2 separate regions of the Homo sapiens genome follow, and region 2 is linked to region 1. Evidence: read pairs that join two places in POLR2A ChIA-PET (ENCODE). Cell type or tissue: K562. All regions are shown on one strand. Links, peaks and the distances in the headings refer to the core of each region. The heading gives the core; the rest is flanking DNA. Region 1 holds the start of TRC-GCA21-1 (tRNA-Cys (anticodon GCA) 21-1). Region 2 has its middle 15 kb from the start of ZNF467.

Region 1 (9,449 bases), core at 513-8,512:
CCCACGCTGAAGTGCAGTGGCACAATCTCGGCTCACTGCAACCTCCGCCTCCTTCCTAACCAAGGAAGTGAGAGATCTTTACAAAACACTGCTGAAACAAATCATAGGTGACACAAACAAATGAAACACATCCCATGCTCATGGATGGGTAGAGTCAATATTGTGAAAATGACCATACCGCCAATAGCAATCTATACATTCAATACAATTCCCATGAAAATACCATCATCATTTTCCACAGAACTAGAAAAAAAATCAGCAGTGTTTTGTGGAGATATTTCGCTTCCTTGGTTAGGTATATTCCTAAGTTATTTATTTATTTATTTATTTATTTATTTTGCAGTTGTTGTTAAAGAGGTTGAGTTCTTGATTTGATTCTCAGTTTGGTCACTGTTGGTGTATAGCAGTGCTACTGATTTGTGTACATTGATTTTGTATCCCAAAACTTGACTGAATTCATTTATCAGATCTAGGAGCTTTTTGGATGAGTCTTTAGAGTTTTCTAGTTATATGATCATATTATCGGTAAAAAGTGATGTTTTGACTTCCTCTTTACTGATTTGGATGCCCTTTATTTCTTTCTCTTCTCTGATTGCGCTGGCTAGGACTTCCAGCACTATGTTGAATAGAAGTGGTGAAAGTGGGCATCCTTGTCTTGTTCAGGTTTGCAAGGGGAATGCTTTCAACTTTTCCCCATTCAGTATAATGTTGGCTGTGGGTTTGTCACAGATTGCTTTTATTACCTTAAAGTCCCTTCTATGCTGATTTTTTTTTTTTTTGAGATGGAGTCTTGCTCTGTTGCCCAGGCTAGAGAGCAGTGGCATGATCTTGGCTCACTGCAAACTCCGCCTCCCGGGTTCCCACCATTCTCCTGCCTCAGCCTCCCGAGTAGCTGGGACTACGGGCGCCTGCCACCACATCTGGCTTATTTTTTGTATTTTTAGTAGAGATGAAGTTTCATCGTGTTAGCCAGGATGGTCTCGATCTCCTGACCTTGTGATCTACCCACCTCGGCCTCCCAAAGTGTCTATGCTGATTTTGCTGAGGATTTTAATCATAAAGATGCTGGATTTTGTCAAATGCTTTTTCTTCATCTATTGAGATGATCATGCAATTTTTGTTTTTAATTCTATTTATGTGGGGTATCATATTTATTGACTTGTGTATGTTAAACCATCCCTGCATCCCTGGTATAAAACCCACTTGTTCATGGTTTATTATCTTTTTGATATGCTGTTGGATTCAGTTAGCTAGTATTTTGTTGAGAATTTTTGCATCTATGTTCATCAGGGATATTGATCTGTAGTTTTCTTTTTCTGTTATGCTCTTTCCTGATTTTGGCATTACAGTAATACTGGTTTCGTAGAATGACTTAGGGAAGATTCTCTCTTTTTATATCTTTTGGAATAGTTTCAGTAGGATTGGTACCAATTCTTCTTTGAATGTCTGAGAGAATTCAGCTGTAAATCCATCTAGTCCTGGACATTTTTTGTTGGAAATTATTTTTATTACTGTTTCAATCTCACTACTCATTATTAGTCTGTTCAGAGTTTCTATTTCCTCCTCGCATAATCTAGGAGGGCTACATATTTTCAGGATTGTCCACATTCCTCTAGGTTTTCTAGTTTGTGCACATAAAGGTGTTCATAGCAGCCTTGGATGGTCTTTTGTATTTCTGTGGTATCAGTTGTAATATCTTCCATTCCATTTCTAATTGGGCTTATTTGGATCTTCTCTCTTCTTTTCTTGTTTAATCTCAACCATGGTCTATCAATTTTGTTTACCTTTTCAAAGATCCAGCTTTTTGTTTCATTTTATTTATTTATTTATTTAGACAGAGTCTCACTGTGTTACCCAGGCTAGAGTGCAGTGGCACAATCTCAGCTCACTCTGACTTCTGCCTCCCAGGTTCAAGTGATTCTCGTGCCTCAGCCTCCTGTGTGGCTGGGATTACAGGCATGTGCCACCATGCCCAGCTAATTTTTGTATTTTTAGTAGAGACGGAGATTCACCATGTTGGCCAGGCTGGTCTTGAACTTGTGACCTCATGTGATCCACCTGCCTTGGCCTTTCAAAGTGTTGGAATTACAGACGTGAGCCACTGCAACCAGCTTCATTTATCTTTTGTATTTTTTTGTTTGTTTGTTTCAATTTCATTTAGTTCTGCTATGATCTTTGTTATTTATTTTCTTCTGCTGGGTTTGTCTTTGGTTTGTTCTTGTTTCTCTAGTTCCTTGAGGCGTGACCTTAGATTGTCTATTTGTGCTGTTTCAGACTTTTTGATGTAGACATTTAATGCTACGAATTTTCTTCTTAGCATCACTTTTTTTTGTATTTCAGAGGATTTCATAAGTCACTATTATCATCCAATTCAAAGAATTTTTAATTTCTATCTTGATTTCATTGTTCATCCAATGATCATTCAGGAGCAGATTGTTTAATTTCCATGTATCTGTACTGTTTTGGGGGTTCCTTTTGGAGTTAATTTCCAATTTTATTCCACTGCGATCTGAGCGAGTACTTGACTGATATAATTTCAATTTTCTTAAATTTATTGAGACTTGTTTTGTGGCCTATCATATGGTCTATCTTGGAGAATGTTCCATGTGCTGATGAGAAGAATGTATATTCTGCAGTTGTTGGGTAGAATGTTCTGTAAATATCTGTTAAGTTCATTTGTTGTAGGGTATAGTTTAAGTCTATTGTTTCTTTGTTGACTTTCTCTCCTGACGACTGGTCTAGTGCTGTCAGTGGAGTATTGAAGTCCCCCACTATTATTGTGTTACCAGCTATCTCATTTCTTAGGTCTAGTAGTAATGTTTTGTACATTTGGGAGCTCTGGTGTAGGTGCATATATAATTAGGATTGTGATATTTTCCTGTTGGGCTAGTCCTTTTATCATTATATAATGTCCTTCTTTGTCTTTTTTAACCATTGTTTCTTTAAGGTCTGTTTTGTCTGATGTAAGAATAGCTACTCCTGCTTGCATTTGGTGTCCATTTGCATGGAATGTCTTTTTCCACCTTTTACCTTAAGCTTATGTGAATCCTTATGTGTCAGGTGAGTCTCTTGAAGACAGCAGATACTTGGTTTGTGGATTTTGATCCATTCTGCCATTCTGTATCTTTTAAGTGGAGCATTTAGGTCATTTATATTAAACATTAGTACTGAGATGTGAGGTACTGTTCTATTCATTGTGTTAGTTGTTGCCTGAATACCTTTTTTTTCTTCATTGTGTTATTGTTTTATAGGACCTATAAGATGTATGCTTTCAGGAGGTTCTATTTTGATGTGTATTTCAAGATTTTGTTTCAAGATTTAGAACTCCTTTTAGCATTTCTTGTAGTGCTGGCTTAGTAGCGGCAAATTCATTCAGCATTTGTTTGTCTGAAAAAGACTTTATCACTCCTTCATGTATGGAGCTTAGTTTTGCTGGATACAAAATTCTTATTTTGTTTAATGAGGCTAAAGATGGGACCCCAATCCCTCTGGTTTGCAAGGTTCCTGCTGAGAAATCTGCTGTTAATCTGATAGGCTTTCCTTTATAGTTTACCTGATGGTTTTGCCTCACAGCTCTTCAGATTCTTCCCTTTGTCTTGATGTAGACAAGTCAAGACTTTAGATATGTGCCTTGGTGATGATTTTTCTGTGATGAATTTCCTGGGTGCTATTTGAGCTTCTTATATTTGGATGTCTAGATCTCTAGCAAGGCCAGGGAAGTTTTCCCTGATTATTCCCTCAAATCGGTTTTCCAAACTTTTAGATTTCTCTTCTTCCTCAGGAACACCAATTATTCTTAAGCTTGGTTGTTTAACATAATCCTAACTTTCTTGGAAGTTTTGTTCTTTTCTTTCCTTTTTTTTTTTTTGAGATGGAGTCTCACTCTGTCACTCAGGCTGGCTGGAGTGCAGTGGCATGATCTTGGCTCACTGCAACCTCTGCCTCCCAGGTTCAAGCGATTCTCCTTCCTCAGCCTCCTGAGTAGCTGGGTCTACAGGTGCACACCACCACACCCAGCTAATTTTTGTATTTTTAGTAGAGGCGGGGTTTCACCATGTTTCACTCCTGACCTCAGGTAATCCACCCGCCTCAGCCTCCCAATGTGCTGGGATTACAGGCATGAACCACCATGCCCAGACTGTTCATATTTTAAAATACTTTTTTCTTTGTCTTTGTCACAGTGGGTTAATTCCAAAGCCTTGTCTTTGACCTCTGAAGTTCTTTCTTCTACTTGTTCTAGTCTACTGTTGAACCTTCCCAGTGTATTTTGTATTTCTCTAAGTGTGTCTTTCATTTTCAGAAGTTGTCATTATTTTTTCTTCATGATACCTATTTCTCTTGGAGACTTTTTCATTCTTATCCTGTAGGGTTTTTTAAAAATTTCTTTAAGTTGGTTTTTACCTTTCTCTGGTACCATCTTAAGTAACTTAATAATTAATCTTCTGAATTCTTTATTTGGCAATTCATAGATTTATTCTTGGTTTAGATCCATTGCTGGAGAGCTAGTGTGATCTTTGCAGGGTGTTATACAACCTTGTTTTGTCATATTCCCAGAATTACTTTTCATTTGGATAGCCAGTTTCAGTGGAAAGATTTGGAACTCAAGGGCTTCTGTCCAGATTTTTTTGTCCCATGGGGTGATCCCTTGATGTGGTGCTCTCCTCCCCTCCCTACGGATGGGGTTTCCTGAGAGCTGGACTGCAGTGATTGTTATTGCCCTTCTGGGTCTAGCCACCCAGTGGGGCTACCAGGCTCTGGGCTGGTGCTGAGGAATGTCTGCAAAGAGTCCTGTGATGTGAGCCATCTTCAGGTCTCCCAGCTGCGGATACCAGCACGCTGCTCTGGTGGAGGTGGCAGGGGAGTGAAATGGACTCTGTGAGAGTCCTCGGTTGTAGTTTCATTTAATGCACTGATTTTCTTAAATGTTGGTTGTGCTAGCAGTAAAGCTGTCATGTGGACAGACTCAGGACCTCTGGTTAGGCAGGATGTTACTGGCAGTGGAATTAACTGTTGTTTTTGCCTTTGGTGAGGGATGCTCTGTTATACATTGCTGTAATGGCTTGAGTTAGTTGGCATTTAGGTAGGAGGTGGTGCTTTCAATAGAGCACCAGCTGTGATAGTAGAATGGGAATATAAGCTTGCCCTAAATTGGCCAGGATAAGTATTCAAGTTTCCCAGGTGATTGGTGGGGCTATAGAGCTCCCAAGAGCTTGTCTTTTGTCTTCGGCTACCAGGGTGGGTAGAGGAAAGCCACCAGGTGGGGGCAGTGTTTAGCGGGTCTAAGCTCTGGTACTTCTTGGGCGGGGCTTGCTGCAGTCACTGTAGGGCATAGGGTGAGTGGTTCTCAGGCCAACAGAGCTATGTTCCAAGGGGGATTATGGCTGTCTCTGCTGCATTATACAGGCTGCCAGGGAAGTGGTAGAAAGCCAGCAGTGACAGGCCTCGCCCAGCTCCCAAGCAGTCAGCAAGGCCAGTCTCACTCCCTCCATGCCCTGCCAACAGCACCGAGTTTATATCCAGGCAGCTGACACACAGGGCTGCAATCCTGCTTCAGGCTACAAGCCTCCCCACTGAGAAAGCAAGCAGGGTTTTCAGGCCTCATCCCTCCCTGTCTGCCCATGATGTCAGCTGCAGCTCCTGTACTCATACCTACACATCTCATTCATCCACTGGATTCTGCTCAGGAAAATTCGTGCTCAGTTGAAATTATTACAAAGCTCAACTAGAAGCTTCTTTTACCCTGTAGCCCCTCCCTAATTCTGCTCTCTGCCTTCCCCAAGGACCCCTGTGAGATAAAGTCAGGAATGGCTTCCCTGGGCTTGAGCTGGAGTCTGGGAGTACCTACGGGGCCCTTCTTACTGCTTCTTCTACTTTTATATTTTGCTCAGCTCCCTAAATCCATTTCAGCTGTACATAAGGTTAAATCCTACTCCTATGATCTGGGTTTTTAGGTTCCACAGTGAAGATGTGTGTTCAGAGGCAAACCTTCCCCACTCATACATTGGGAACTCACAGTTTTTTGTCTATCTCATAGAGTTTGCAGCAGCAAGCTGCTTCTTTAAAAGGGTCTGTGAGTTCTTTTGGTTTTTCTGGTGTGATCCTATGGTGGTTCTTGGAGCAAAAGTTCATGATGTGAATTTCCACATGCTGTTCTGTTTGTCCAGGTGGGAGCTGCACATTGGTCTTCTCTTCCATCCATCATTTTCTACACTCTCAGCATTTTAGTTTCCATGAACCAGTTTCTGTGACTGTGCATGCTTTCCATTTTGTCCAATTTTTGAATGTAAATGTTTATTGCAATAATTCTGTTCTTGTACCATCATTGTACTTGAGGTGTTCAATGGGTACAAATTTTCTCTTTTGAGTTCATAGATCTTTGAATCAAGAGTAGCCTCATCTGATTTAATATGGATCACAAGAGCTTGGACTTTGTCTAATTGAATGAGGCTTTGAGAACCTTGGGATAGAGGTGAGTATATTTTGCACATGGGAGAGATGTAAGTAATTATGACCAAGAGGGCAGTTCATGGTAGATGAAACTGTTGGCCCTGAATTTTGATTTATTTCTGCATCTGTGGCCTTTACCTTCTTTTCAGATCTTCCCACTGGAGGTGAAACATGCTTTCTTGCTCTTGAGTTACAGTTTGGTCTTGTGACTGGCCGCCTTGATCATTGAGGTGTTCTCACATGTAATGCAAATAGGGGCTTGAAAGCTGCTTTCATAGTTGGGCCTACCCCTTTGCATTTCTGCTGTCACCATAAGAAAAGTGCCCCTTGCTAGCTGCTACTCCTCCATCCGGGATCATAGAAGGAACACACATGGAGCAGATCTAAGCCCAGCTCAGACAGAAACCAAGCACAGATGGACCCACAGCTTGAAGCGGATACACGAGGTCGAGCCCAGCCTGCATCAGCTGATTGGCATCCATGCTGCTGACCTATGAGCATGAGAATACATGCTTATTGTTTCAAGCAGCCAATTTTGGGATGATTTATTATGACACATTGTTGTGAAAATAGCCTTGATACTTAGACCTGCCTCTCCCCCAACCCCTACTCCCATCAGGTACTGAGTAAGGGAACGGGAGGAGACCTCAGTTGAAGGAGTTCAGGTTGTGGCTACAAGGTAGAAAGATGCCATTAGACAAGTGACAGGAGGTTATTTGGGGAGTGAAGGAGTGAACTCATGGCCTGAAGAGCAGTCTCTAGTCATTTGTGGTAGGGCTGCCAATTTCCATAAGCTGGCCAGGAATTAATACAATTTACAGTGCACTATAGAATCCTTGGGTGTGGTGACACAGGTGAAATATGCTAAGGAGGAATGTCCACCAGGCAAGGGGGTATAGCTCACAGGTAGAGCATTTGACTGCAGATCAAGAGGTCCCCGGTTCAAATCTGGGTGCCCCCTGATGCCACTTAGCTGTGGGTTCTCTTTTTCTGATGTTAGGCTTGCTTGTCATCCTCACCACTGTCCTTCCTATAGCTTGTGTCAGTTTTCTCAGATGACTTCATTTTTCTGGCACAAGTCATGGTCAAGTCACTAATAATCTGCATGTGTTTCAGAAGTTCTAATGAGCTGCTCTTCTTTGAAGTTTATATTATGGCAGGACAGCCTGAATCAGAGGTCACCCAGTCTGACTTTGCATCAGAATTACTGATAGATCTTATAAAAAATACAGATTACTCCCTAGAAGTTCCAATTTAGTAGGACTGAGGAGGAATCAGAGAACTTCTACTTTTGGGGGTCATTTGGGGCATAATCCCCTGTTAATACCTGTTCTAACATCCAATAATTCTAAGTGGCTGGAAAATTGTTTTGGAACTTACAACAACTTGTCATTCTAAACAACATCCCAGTGGGAAGCATCAGTGATGTTCAAGCTAGTGCCTGCCTTCAGTCCATCACTGAGGGCATGTGGGGTGCTGAGCTGCAGGCATAGGCAGTGGCCAGGTGTGTAGAGGTGGGAGAGTGTGGGAAGGTGGGGGATGTCTGAATGAAGCTGTGGGCATGGTAGGAGGGTGACCAATTGCAATGGCACAGTCAGCTAGGGGTGGTGGCAGGCCATGAGTGATTACTCGACTCCCTGCATTGAAGTTCAGAATTGAAGCATGCTCAAGGCAACACTAGTTGTTTTTGAGTAAAGCATTTGATTGATGATCCACAGGTCCCTGACTCAAATTCATGTGTTCCCTACCTACACTAATTTCTTCCCATACTGACCAGAGTATTAAAAAACAATTTCCTTTCACCTCCTGAGGCCCCTGCACCTGACTCTTCCTGCAAGGTGGACGAGAGGGTAAGGAGGTTGGTTTGTCCCATGCTCCTCTCTACTTTCCTGCTGCCCCACGTGACCTGCCCAGATCTGCTCTGCATGCCTGATTCAGTCTTGTCTTGCTTTGCTTTGGTGAGCATTTCTCTTGTGTTTTCTTTTTTTTCTTCCTATTCTTCCCCATCCTGTGAACCCTCTGTCCACATTTTGAGGTTCCCCAGTTGTGTGAGGCACAGTGGAAGACATGGCTCTGCTTGCAGCACCCGAAGCTGAAGGAAAAAGCCTCTTTCTCTCTGTCTTCCTGGCACTTCTGGCCACCCAGTGCCACCGACTGACACAATGCATGCAGACTGAGTGACTTGTACAGGCAGAGACAGCTTAGCATTCATTCCTGGGCTGGCAGAGCTCAGGCACAGTCTGACACCTTCCTAACCAGTGTGACTTCCTGAAAGCCAGGCTGCCTGGGTCCCCCTGGATCCCCCGTTTCAAAAGCCCAGGCTTCCTGACACATGGACAATGGCCATCTCATCTGTTTCACTGGACAGAACCAGTTTCTGTAACGATGTACCTAGGCAGATATAAAAATTGCAATTGGAGAGGGGTGCAGAAAAAGGATCCTAAAGAAAATGGAGTGTAGGATGGACTTTCTGTCATGATTGGGATTGCAGAAAGTAGAAATCTAGTTGATTGTTCAAAGTTGACAATCTGGGAGCCCAAGGGTCTCAGGGATAAAGTAACTGAGTAACTGGTCACCTGGATTCAAGGCTGCTTACTCACCTGGTAGGTATTCAATGGTTGCTTATGGCTGGCATTCATTCTGATTGGTCAGTGTCTCTGCTGTAGCTGTTGTTAAATATTTCAAGTGTCACTTCTTCTTGGAATAAAGTTCCCACTGGAGGACAAAACTTTTAGAGACCAGCTGTTGTTACATAGCAGTAAAAAGGGCCCAGCCAAGTCTGACAGCATTAGGAAGCTCAAAGACATACAATGGAAAGCTCAGATGTCTACGCCTTCTCCAGACACAGATGGAATGTGCAGATGTCCCCACAACTACACCAAAACACTCAGCTCTTGATGCTGAATAACTGAGATTGCTGAAAAATGAAAAGGCAGAATTGCCAATCTGCAATTCTTGTTGATTTCACATTTCCCCATCTCTTGTGTTATGAATTGCTACTT
Region 2 (9,449 bases), core at 1,074-9,073, 130 kb after region 1:
CCTTGTTGGTTGCAGCGTGCATGCTGGGGGTGACAGAGTGCTGATCACTTCCCCTCGGTCGTGGGGCACTTTAGGGTCCATAAAGCACTTTCGTGTGCATCATTTTATCTAGTTTTACTTTCCTATCATAACCTCATAAAGTAAGAAGTGGAAAAATTGTTCCCATTTTGCAGATGAGGAAACTGAGGCTCAGATAGGCTAAACAGCTTGCAGGGTCACACAGCTTGTTCACGAGAAGTGAAGTGAAGGCAGATTATGGATCTGCAGGCTTCAATGCAATCCCTCTCCTACCTGGGCTGGGAGTAGGGTGGTTCAATATCTCTGTCCTGCTCCAGAGCCTGGAGGATGGACCTATTGGAGCCGGGACAGAAAGGGTGACAATGTCTATCCCAGGCATGTCAGGGTGCTGGAAACAGCCCAACTCCCTGTGCTGATGACTGAGTGTTGGGAGCTGAGATGCTCAGGTCTCCAGCATCAGGGCTGGGTTTTCACTCAACGTGATGGGATCTGGACACCTGGGTACCCAGTGTCTGGGTTCCTGAGATTCTCACCAGGTCAGACCAGGTTCCTGGAAGCTCGGACTTGCCTCTTACTCCTTCTCAACCTCCTGCAGCATCTGCCAGGAAAGGGGCCTCTGGAATTGCACGGCTCGCCACTGCCCTTCACAGGGGCATTCTGCCCCAGGGAGCTTGTCTATGCCCCTGGTGCCTGTCTCCTCACCTGTGACAGCCCCAGCGCCAATCACTCCTGCCCTGCAGGCAGTACTGATGGCTGTGTCTGTCCACCAGGCACGGTGCTGCTGGTGAGTCCAAGAAGGAGCTGCGTGGGGGAACAGGATGGCCTTCCTTAAGCCAGGGCACTGCCCTGCTCCCCTCGCACCCCTACATGGTGCCCTTTGTCCCTGCCCTCTGCCCAGGACGAGCGCTGTGTGCCTCCTGACCTCTGTCCCTGCCGTCACAGTGGGCAGTGGTACCTGCCCAACGCCACCATCCAGGAAGACTGCAACGTTTGGTATGCCCAGCTGCCGTGACCTCTAACCCTTTGACCTTGTGGCCCATGGCTCCCCACACATCATCCTTCCCTCCACCAGAAGGGGTCGGGGTGGTGGGGGCTGGGGTATCCAGACTGGCCTGGGCCAAGGGAACCCTGCAGGACCCCACCACGCTGAGGGCTGCTGAGATTGCCTGGAACCTGGACCAGCTGCCTTCCCTGGATCCAGCCCCCAGGGCCCTATCCTCGGTGACTCTGTTTCCCCCACCTTGCCCATAGCGTGTGCCGGGGCCGGCAGTGGCACTGCACAGGCCAGCGGCGCAGTGGGCGGTGCCAGGCATCAGGCGCCCCCCACTATGTGACATTTGACGGACTGGCCTTCACCTATCCTGGGGCCTGCGAGTATCTGCTGGTGCGAGAGGCCAGTGGCCTATTCACAGTCTCTGCCCAGAACCTGCCCTGTGGGGCCAGCGGTCTCACCTGCACCAAAGCGCTGGCCGTGCGTCTGGAGGGCACTGTTGTGCACATGCTCAGAGGTGGCTGCAACATTGAAGGGTGACATTGCCAGGGAGGGGCACACCTGTATGGCTTCCCAGCTGTGCAAGGTGGGAGGGGGCGGGGTTCCCTGTGTCTGCTCACTGCTGGCCAGCTCCTTACTGGGCTTGGCTGCCCTCCATGCCATGGGGTTGGTGCCTCTCCTCTTGGTTGGGACTCAATACCAGAAGCCTCCCAGAAATTAAGTCCCAGAGAAGTCTAATGATGTGCCCAAGGTCACACAGGTAGAGAAGCAAAAGAAGGGCTGGACAGGGGAGCTAGAGAGCCTCATGAGGATCTGGAGGACCCTTTCCTCCAGGCTGGGCCTGAATGCCTTTCTTCCTCTACAGGCCGGGCAGTGACGGTGAATGGGGTGAGCGTGACGCCCCCCAAGGTCTACACAGGCCCTGGGCTGAGCCTGCGTCGTGCTGGCCTCTTCCTGCTGCTCTCGACCCACCTGGGCCTCACCCTGCTCTGGGATGGAGATCAGGCCCCTGCCCTCCCTCAACCATTGGACCTGTGCCCCGCCTTAGCACCATAGGGTTGAACTCACCCCAACTTCTTTCTCCCAACGCCTGACCCTCCCTCCTCCTGGTCTCCCTCCACTGAGCCCCTGACACCTCCACAGGGCAGATTTCCAGGCTGAGAGCTAAGCTGACAGCCAGGCTAGGACCCTGAGCTCTCACCTTACTTCCCTGCCTGGCTGGCACTTGCCCTGCCCCATGCCCAACCCAGTGCCACCCCTACCTCCCAGTCCATGCAAGAGGTCCGAGTTTCCAAATTAGGTTTTTGGCCAGGTGCAGTGGCTCACAACTGTAATCCCAGCACTTTGGGAGGCTGAGGCGAGCAGATCCCTTGAGCCCAGGGCTTTGAGACTAGCCTGGGTTGAACATGGCAAGACTCCCTGTCTACAAAAAATACAAAAATTAGCTGGGCACGGTGGTGCGCATCTGAAATCTCAGCTACCTGGGAGCTAAGATGGGAAGATTGCTTGAGCCTGGGACGTCAAGGCTGCAGTGAGCTGTGATCACCCCACTGCACTCTGCCTGGGCAATAGAGCGAGAAAAAAATTTTTTTTAAATTAGGTTTTCATAATTATCTTTTTCATCATTATGAAAGCAATCCTTCCACACCAAGGGAAACATTGAGAAAATACCAAGTTTTAGAAAGGCGAAATGAAAATAAATCTCCTAACTTCCCATCACCCATATAAGCAGTTGGCTTATATGTTATATCTAACTGCTTCTGTGGAACTGAGGGAAACCCAGATAACCCCCATATGGACTTGGCTCTGAGCCGCTGGGCCACCCTCCCAGCCTGCCGCCACCGAGGCTGGTGCTGCTGGGCCTCACAGTCCATCCTGGAGTCTGGTTTCCCAGAATCTGACCTGATGGAGAATTTCTCTCCCCCTCAGCCCTTGGCTTGGTGTTAGTTAGGAAAATAGGCTCCTAATTCCTACCTTGAGCCCCCTAAATATAGGTCTCTTCATTTATCATCACCAATCATCCCCCCACAAAAGAGGTAACCATACCCCCTGGTGGGGGTGGCACCTGGTGGTGGTAAAACAGACCCTGGGTCTTCTGGCCCAGATAAGGGCTGGTGAGGTCACTTTTAACCATGCTGCCACCAGGGACTCGGGTCCTGGTGCAACTGTCCCCTCAGTTCCGTGGTCGCGTGGCTGGGCTGTGTGGTGACTTTGATGGAGATGCCAGTAATGATCTGCGGAGCCGCCAGGGCGTCCTGGAGCCCACAGCTGAACTGGCTGCCCACTCCTGGCGCCTCAGCCCCCTCTGCCCTGAGCCAGGAGACCTGCCACACCCCTGCACGGTGAGTGCAGGCGGGAAAGCAGGAAGGGAGGTTCCCAGAGGCAGGGCTGGGGAGGGTGTCCGCTGGTCCACTGTGCTGGAGACGCCACCCTGTGCCTGCAGATGAACACACACCGGGCTGGTTGGGCTCGGGCCCGCTGTGGGGCGCTGCTGCAGCCGCTCTTCACATTATGCCACGCGGAGGTCCCCCCGCAGCAGCACTATGAGTGGTGCCTGTATGACGCCTGCGGGTAAGGAGAGGCCAACCTGGAGTGGGGTAGAGGTGGGGGTGCCGGGACTGAATGCTTCCTCCCACAGCTGCGACTCGGGGGGTGACTGTGAGTGCCTCTGCTCGGCCATTGCCACCTATGCAGATGAGTGTGCCCGGCATGGGCACCACGTGCGCTGGCGTAGCCAGGAGCTCTGCTGTGAGTGTGCCCCGCCCTCAGTCCCCAATGCTAAATCCTGCCACTGCCACAGGCTCAGCTTCTTGAAAGAGCTTCTCCTGTCCCACAAGACGGCCGTTCATTCATTCAAGGGCAAGCTGTGCATCGAGTGCTTACTCTGTGCCAGACACTTTTCTAGATAAGCCATATATGCAAGAACGGCTGCCGAGTAGAGCTGACATGGTACACGTCGGCCCGGGGGGTCTTGCCCAAGGTCTACACCAGACACCCTGTGCCCTCCATGGTGGTCACCTTGGCCAGCCAGCCTGGTGTGGTTGCATCCTTTTGCCCTTGTGCCTCAGTGATCCAAGGCTCTCTCCTCTCCACCCAGCCCTGCAGTGTGAAGGGGGACAGGTATATGAGGCCTGTGGCCCCACGTGTCCCCCCACCTGCCATGAGCAGCATCCTGAGCCCGGGTGGCACTGCCAGGTGGTGGCCTGTGTGGAGGGCTGCTTCTGCCCCGAGGGGACTCTGCTGCACGGTGTGTAGAGTGACAAAGGGCAGAGGGGAGGGGCACTGAGACTGGGAAGGGGCCACTGTGCCCTTTTGCTCTGAGCCCTGCACTCTGTGACCTCAGGAGGAGCCTGCTTGGAGCCAGCTTCCTGCCCCTGTGAGTGGGGCCGCAACTCCTTCCCGCCGGGGTCTGTGCTGCAAAAGGACTGCGGGAACTGGTGAGTGGGGAGGTCATCTTGGGGGGGACCTATTGAAGGAGCACTGGGCCAAGCCCAGCCTGTGGCTGATCCCAGGACGCTGTGTGCTCAGCACGTGCCAGGAAGGTCAATGGCATTGTGGGGGTGACGGTGGCCACTGTGAGGAGCTTGTGCCTGCCTGTGCAGAGGGAGAGGCCCTGTGCCAAGAGAATGGGCACTGTGTGCCCCATGGGTGGCTTTGTGACAACCAGGACGACTGTGGCGATGGCTCTGATGAGGAGGGTGAGTGTCTTTGCCCATGCGTGGAAGCGACAGGGTTGGTCAGTCCTTGCACATGTAACTGAATTTCCTGGGGCCAAGGCAGCTGTCCTGGAGTGGCTTCTTTAGCTGCTGCTCCCATTGCCAGGGGCTGCCTGTGGCCTGGAGGGATGAGGGGAAGGGAGGGTGTTCTGGTCCCTCTGGGGTTCAGGGCTTCTCTGGGCCCCTACAGCAGCGTCCTGAGCCTGCCTGTTTGCCCCATGCTAGGTTGTGCCGCCCCAGGCTGTGGGGAGGGGCAGATGACTTGCAGCTCCGGCCACTGCCTGCCCCTGGCCCTGCTCTGTGACCGCCAGGATGACTGTGGAGATGGCACGGATGAGCCGAGCTATCCGTGCCCCCAGGGCTTGCTGGCCTGTGCCGATGGACGCTGCCTGCCGCCGGCCCTGCTCTGCGATGGGCATCCTGACTGTCTGGATGCCGCCGACGAGGAGTCCTGTCTGGGTGAGTTGTCCCTGCCCTGGACGCCAGCCCACCCAGCACTCCCTCCCGCAAGGCCCATCTCCTCAAGAGCCCCGACTTCACCTCCCCGCTCCTTTGCCAGGTTCCTGCTATGAAGTTGGTCCTGAGGGTGTGGGAGTTGGGGCACCCCAAACAGTAAGAGTACAGGGCAGTGCCCCAGAGCCAGTTCTTCTTTTCTGTGCAGGGCAGGTGACCTGCGTCCCCGGGGAGGTGTCCTGTGTTGATGGCACCTGCCTGGGGGCCATCCAGCTGTGTGACGGAGTCTGGGACTGCCCAGATGGAGCCGATGAGGGGCCGGGACACTGCCCCCTACCTTCTCTGCCCACACCTCCTGCCAGCACCTTGCCTGGCCCCTCCCCAGGCTCCCTGGACACTGCGTCAAGTCCCCTGGCCAGCGCCAGCCCTGGTGAGTCTCCTGGAGGGAAGAGGTGGGAAAGCTGGTGGCCAGAAGCCTGGGGGAGAGGGGCATGGAAGCCTCAGAGAGAGGCATTTGTGGCGCTGCTCTGGGATGGGAAGGAGCAGGGCGCAGTGGGAGACACCCGAAGACGCTGGAATGAATGAAGTGGAGGGCGTTTGAAAGAGTCTACACTCTTTCCTGGCGTTCAAGGCCTCCCTCCCAGCTGCAGGGAGTCTCATGGAAATTCTTGGCCCAGGGGAGAGCTTTGGGAAAACCAACCGGGCAGCAAAATGCAGAGGGATTGTTCTCGGGAAGGGGCTGCAGGTGGGTTAGGGCCAGGCCCAGGAAATGGCCAAGGGACTTGGACCAGGGAGGGGAGCAGCGGCGGAGGTGGAAGGACTGACCCGGGCGCGGTTGCGGGTGGGAGGGCGCTCGCCGGCAGAGGATCCAGCGCGGACGCTCCCTGCAGCGCCACCCTGCGGCCCCTTCGAGTTTCGGTGCGGCAGCGGCGAGTGCACCCCGCGGGGCTGGCGCTGCGACCAGGAGGAAGACTGCGCCGACGGCAGCGACGAGCGCGGCTGCGGAGGGCCCTGCGCGCCGCACCACGCGCCCTGCGCCCGCGGCCCTCACTGCGTGTCCCCCGAGCAGCTGTGCGACGGCGTGCGGCAGTGTCCCGACGGCTCGGACGAGGGCCCCGACGCCTGCGTTGAGGCTCCCGCGCCCCCGGCCATGCGCGGCCCCCCTGGCCAAGCCGGCGGGCCCACCTCTTCCCGAGCGCCATCCCCACCTTCGCCTCCTGAGGCACAGGTGGGCGCGGCAGCTAGAGTGATTTAGGTTTGGGGGCATCCGAGGCTGGGCCACGTTTGCGTTCCTTTGATCTTTTTCGTGAAACTTTATTTGAAAAGTTTTTACCCTCCCACCTAGGCCCAGGAGAGCGAAGAAAGGGGCTTTGTCTTTCCCCACACTTGGCCAAGAAGGGATAAGAGGGTGGGCAGAGGCTCTGCGGGGATGAGGAGTGTGTCTGTTTGGAGGGATCCCGCCCTCAGCATTTCCCCACCAGACCTGAGCAGACCCTCTGTGTCACTGCAAGCCAGCCCTTCAGGTCCTGTCTACCTCCCCCTATAGCGAGCTGTCCACAGGCCCCCCAGCTCCTCCCAGGCTGGCCTGTCTGGCCGCCTCCCACCCGCCTTTCTGCCCCTCTGCAGGGAGAGGGCAGGAAGGGACAGGAGCGGAGCAGGACACATCTCACAGTGCCCGCAGGCTCCACCCAGCTGCCTCTGTGCCCTGGCCTCTTTCCCTGTGGTGTGGCTCCGGGGCTGTGCCTGACCCCTGAGCAGCTCTGTGATGGGATCCCAGACTGTCCCCAGGGCGAGGACGAGCTGGACTGCGGTGAGGATGCTTTGTTCCCTGAGGGAGGCCCCGCTGGCTGGGCCCGGGACACAGCTCACACCCCCCGCTCACTGTGTTTTTTCTCCTCTTCTTTCCCAGGGGGGCTGCCAGCCCTGGGAGGCCCCAACAGGACAGGGCTTCCCTGCCCAGAATACACCTGCCCCAATGGCACCTGCATAGGCTTCCAGCTGGTGAGGGTGGGAGTGGGTGGAGGAGGCGGCAGTGCCATGTTGCCTCCCAGCACAAGAGCCCTGACCCCACTCCCTCCCCAGGTGTGTGATGGGCAGCCTGACTGTGGAAGGCCAGGGCAGGTGGGCCCCTCCCCAGAAGAGCAGGGTTGTGGGGCCTGGGGCCCCTGGAGCCCATGGGGGCCCTGCAGCCGGACGTGTGGGCCCTGGGGCCAGGGCCGGAGCCGCCGCTGCTCCCCACTCGGCCTCCTGGTGCTACAGAACTGCCCAGGGCCTGAGCACCAGTCTCAGGCCTGCTTCACGGCAGCCTGCCCAGGTGAGGGGCTGGGGTGGTGGGGCCTGGATAGAGGAAGGGAGAAGAAGGCCACTAGGCCTTCAGCCCTCCCCCATGGTCCTCACTGCCTGCCCTGTCCCCCTGCCTCACAGTGGACGGTGAATGGAGCACCTGGTCCCCCTGGTCTGTGTGCTCTGAGCCGTGCAGGGGCACCATGACGCGGCAACGGCAGTGCCACTCACCCCAGAATGGGGGCCGCACCTGTGCTGCACTGCCCGGAGGCCTGCACAGCACCCGCCAGACCAGTGAGTTGAAGAGAGGATGGTGCTGCTGGTGGGAGGCCATCCTCTCTGCAGAGCTCCCTTCCCTGACCTCTGACCTCTGCTTCCGGCTTCTCTCAGAGCCTTGCCCTCAGGACGGCTGCCCCAATGCCACTTGCTCTGGGGAGCTGATGTTCCAGCCCTGTGCCCCCTGCCCACTGACCTGTGATGACATCTCTGGCCAGGTCACGTGCCCACCTGATTGGCCCTGCGGCAGCCCGGGTAAGGGGGCTCTGGGCCCAGGTGCTGGCTCCAGGGTGTGGGTCTGTGGCAACAGCCCTCTGCATGGAAGCCTCACCCTGGGCCCCCTCTAGGCTGCTGGTGCCCAGAAGGGCAGGTGCTGGGCAGCGAGGGGTGGTGTGTGTGGCCCCGGCAGTGCCCCTGCCTGGTGGACGGTGCCCGCTACTGGCCTGGGCAACGCATCAAGGCCGACTGCCAGCTCTGCATCTGCCAAGACGGACGGCCCCGACGCTGCCGACTCAACCCGGACTGCGCTGGTGAGGCCCTTCCCTCGGGGTCCCTAGTCCTCTCCCTGGACCGCCCAGCTGCACATCCACCACCTCCTTCAGGCTCTGACTGTTGGCCCTCCCTCAGTGGACTGTGGCTGGTCCTCCTGGTCACCCTGGGCCAAGTGCCTGGGCCCCTGTGGAAGCCAGAGCATCCAGTGGTCCTTCCGGAGCTCCAACAACCCCCGCCCCTCCGGCCGAGGTCGCCAGTGCCGTGGCATCCACCGCAAGGCACGCAGGTGCTCTGTTCCCCACCCACCGGGGGACCTGCAGGGACCTTGGCCCGCACCCCACCTCCCACTTAGGAAGCTTCCTGTGTGCCCCTTCCACATCCACCACACATCCCCAATTCGGAACCCCTGCCCTGTGCCCCTACCCGTCTAAATCCCGGGAGTCCCGGAACCTCTTTGGGGACCCCTGGCCTTTCCCTTCTCTAGTTTTATGCCCTCTAGGTCTTGAAGGTGGGTAGACGGAGCCCGCAGATGCAGCTTCACAAACTCAGCTTGAATTCCTGGGCTGAGGCTTGCGGGGGGCTCTTGCCATAGCTGCCTCCCCAGCCCCCTCTGGGACCCACGGCGCTGGCTGCAGTGCTGGTACAAATTGCTTCCCTGGCCTTCTTCTGGGCCAGTTGCAATGTCTCAGGTGTAGGGGCAGAGTGGGCTGATAGGGTGACCAAATGTCTCAGTTTGCCCAGGACTTCCTCAGTTTTATCACAGAAAGTCCCAAGTCCTGGGAAAGTCCTCAGTCCAGGCGAACCAGGAGAGTTGTTTACCCCAAGCAAGCCCCGTCACCAGGCCAGGGACATCCCTCCCTTCTCAGGTGCCAGACGGAGCCCTGTGAGGGGTGTGAGCATCAGGGCCAGGTCCACCGTGTCGGGGAACGCTGGCATGGGGGCCCCTGCAGGGTGTGCCAGTGTCTGCACAACCTCACCGCACACTGCTCACCCTACTGCCCGCTCGGCAGCTGCCCCCAGGTGAGGGCACTGGAGTGTGTGGTGGGCAGAGCTGGAGGGGATGGGGAGGCTGGTGGAATGGGTTGGAGATAGGCAGGCGGCCTGACCTCTGTGCCTCTGCAGGGCTGGGTCTTGGTGGAGGGGACGGGAGAATCATGCTGCCACTGTGCCCTACCTGGTGAGTGTGCCTGGGGCATGACAGGGAAGTCCCAGGGGGAGGA

Evidence for each region. ChIA-PET counts read pairs that join two places held together with the same protein. Peaks named below come from ENCODE experiments on the same cell type or tissue, not always from the same donor. Only the 100,000 strongest peaks of a DNase experiment are listed, where the experiment ranks them.
Region 2: POLR2A ChIA-PET joins it to region 1 with 6 read pairs; 5 of 35 experiments call an interaction of 5 or more read pairs at or near these places.

Annotation. Positions count from the first base shown.
Region 1 is chr7:149,657,488-149,666,936 of GRCh38, forward strand. TRC-GCA21-1 (tRNA-Cys (anticodon GCA) 21-1) reads left to right here and starts at 7,337; the gene lies at 7,337-7,408. In K562, for the core only: a CTCF peak has its summit at 5,253 (motif pointing right); a DNase peak (open chromatin) is centred at 5,284; H3K27me3 peaks cover 642 bases.
Region 2 is chr7:149,784,215-149,793,663 of GRCh38, forward strand. It overlaps the pseudogene SSPOP. Among named protein-coding and RNA genes, the nearest start is that of ZNF467, 15 kb to the left of the region's middle. RefSeq lists enhancers at 1-132, 1,319-1,818, 3,555-4,144, 6,324-7,112 and a silencer at 3,287-3,581. In K562, for the core only: CTCF peaks have their summits at 1,494, 2,765, 3,452 and 6,075 (motif pointing left); DNase peaks (open chromatin) are centred at 3,437 and 6,067; H3K4me3 peaks cover 187 bases; H3K27me3 peaks cover 4,577 bases.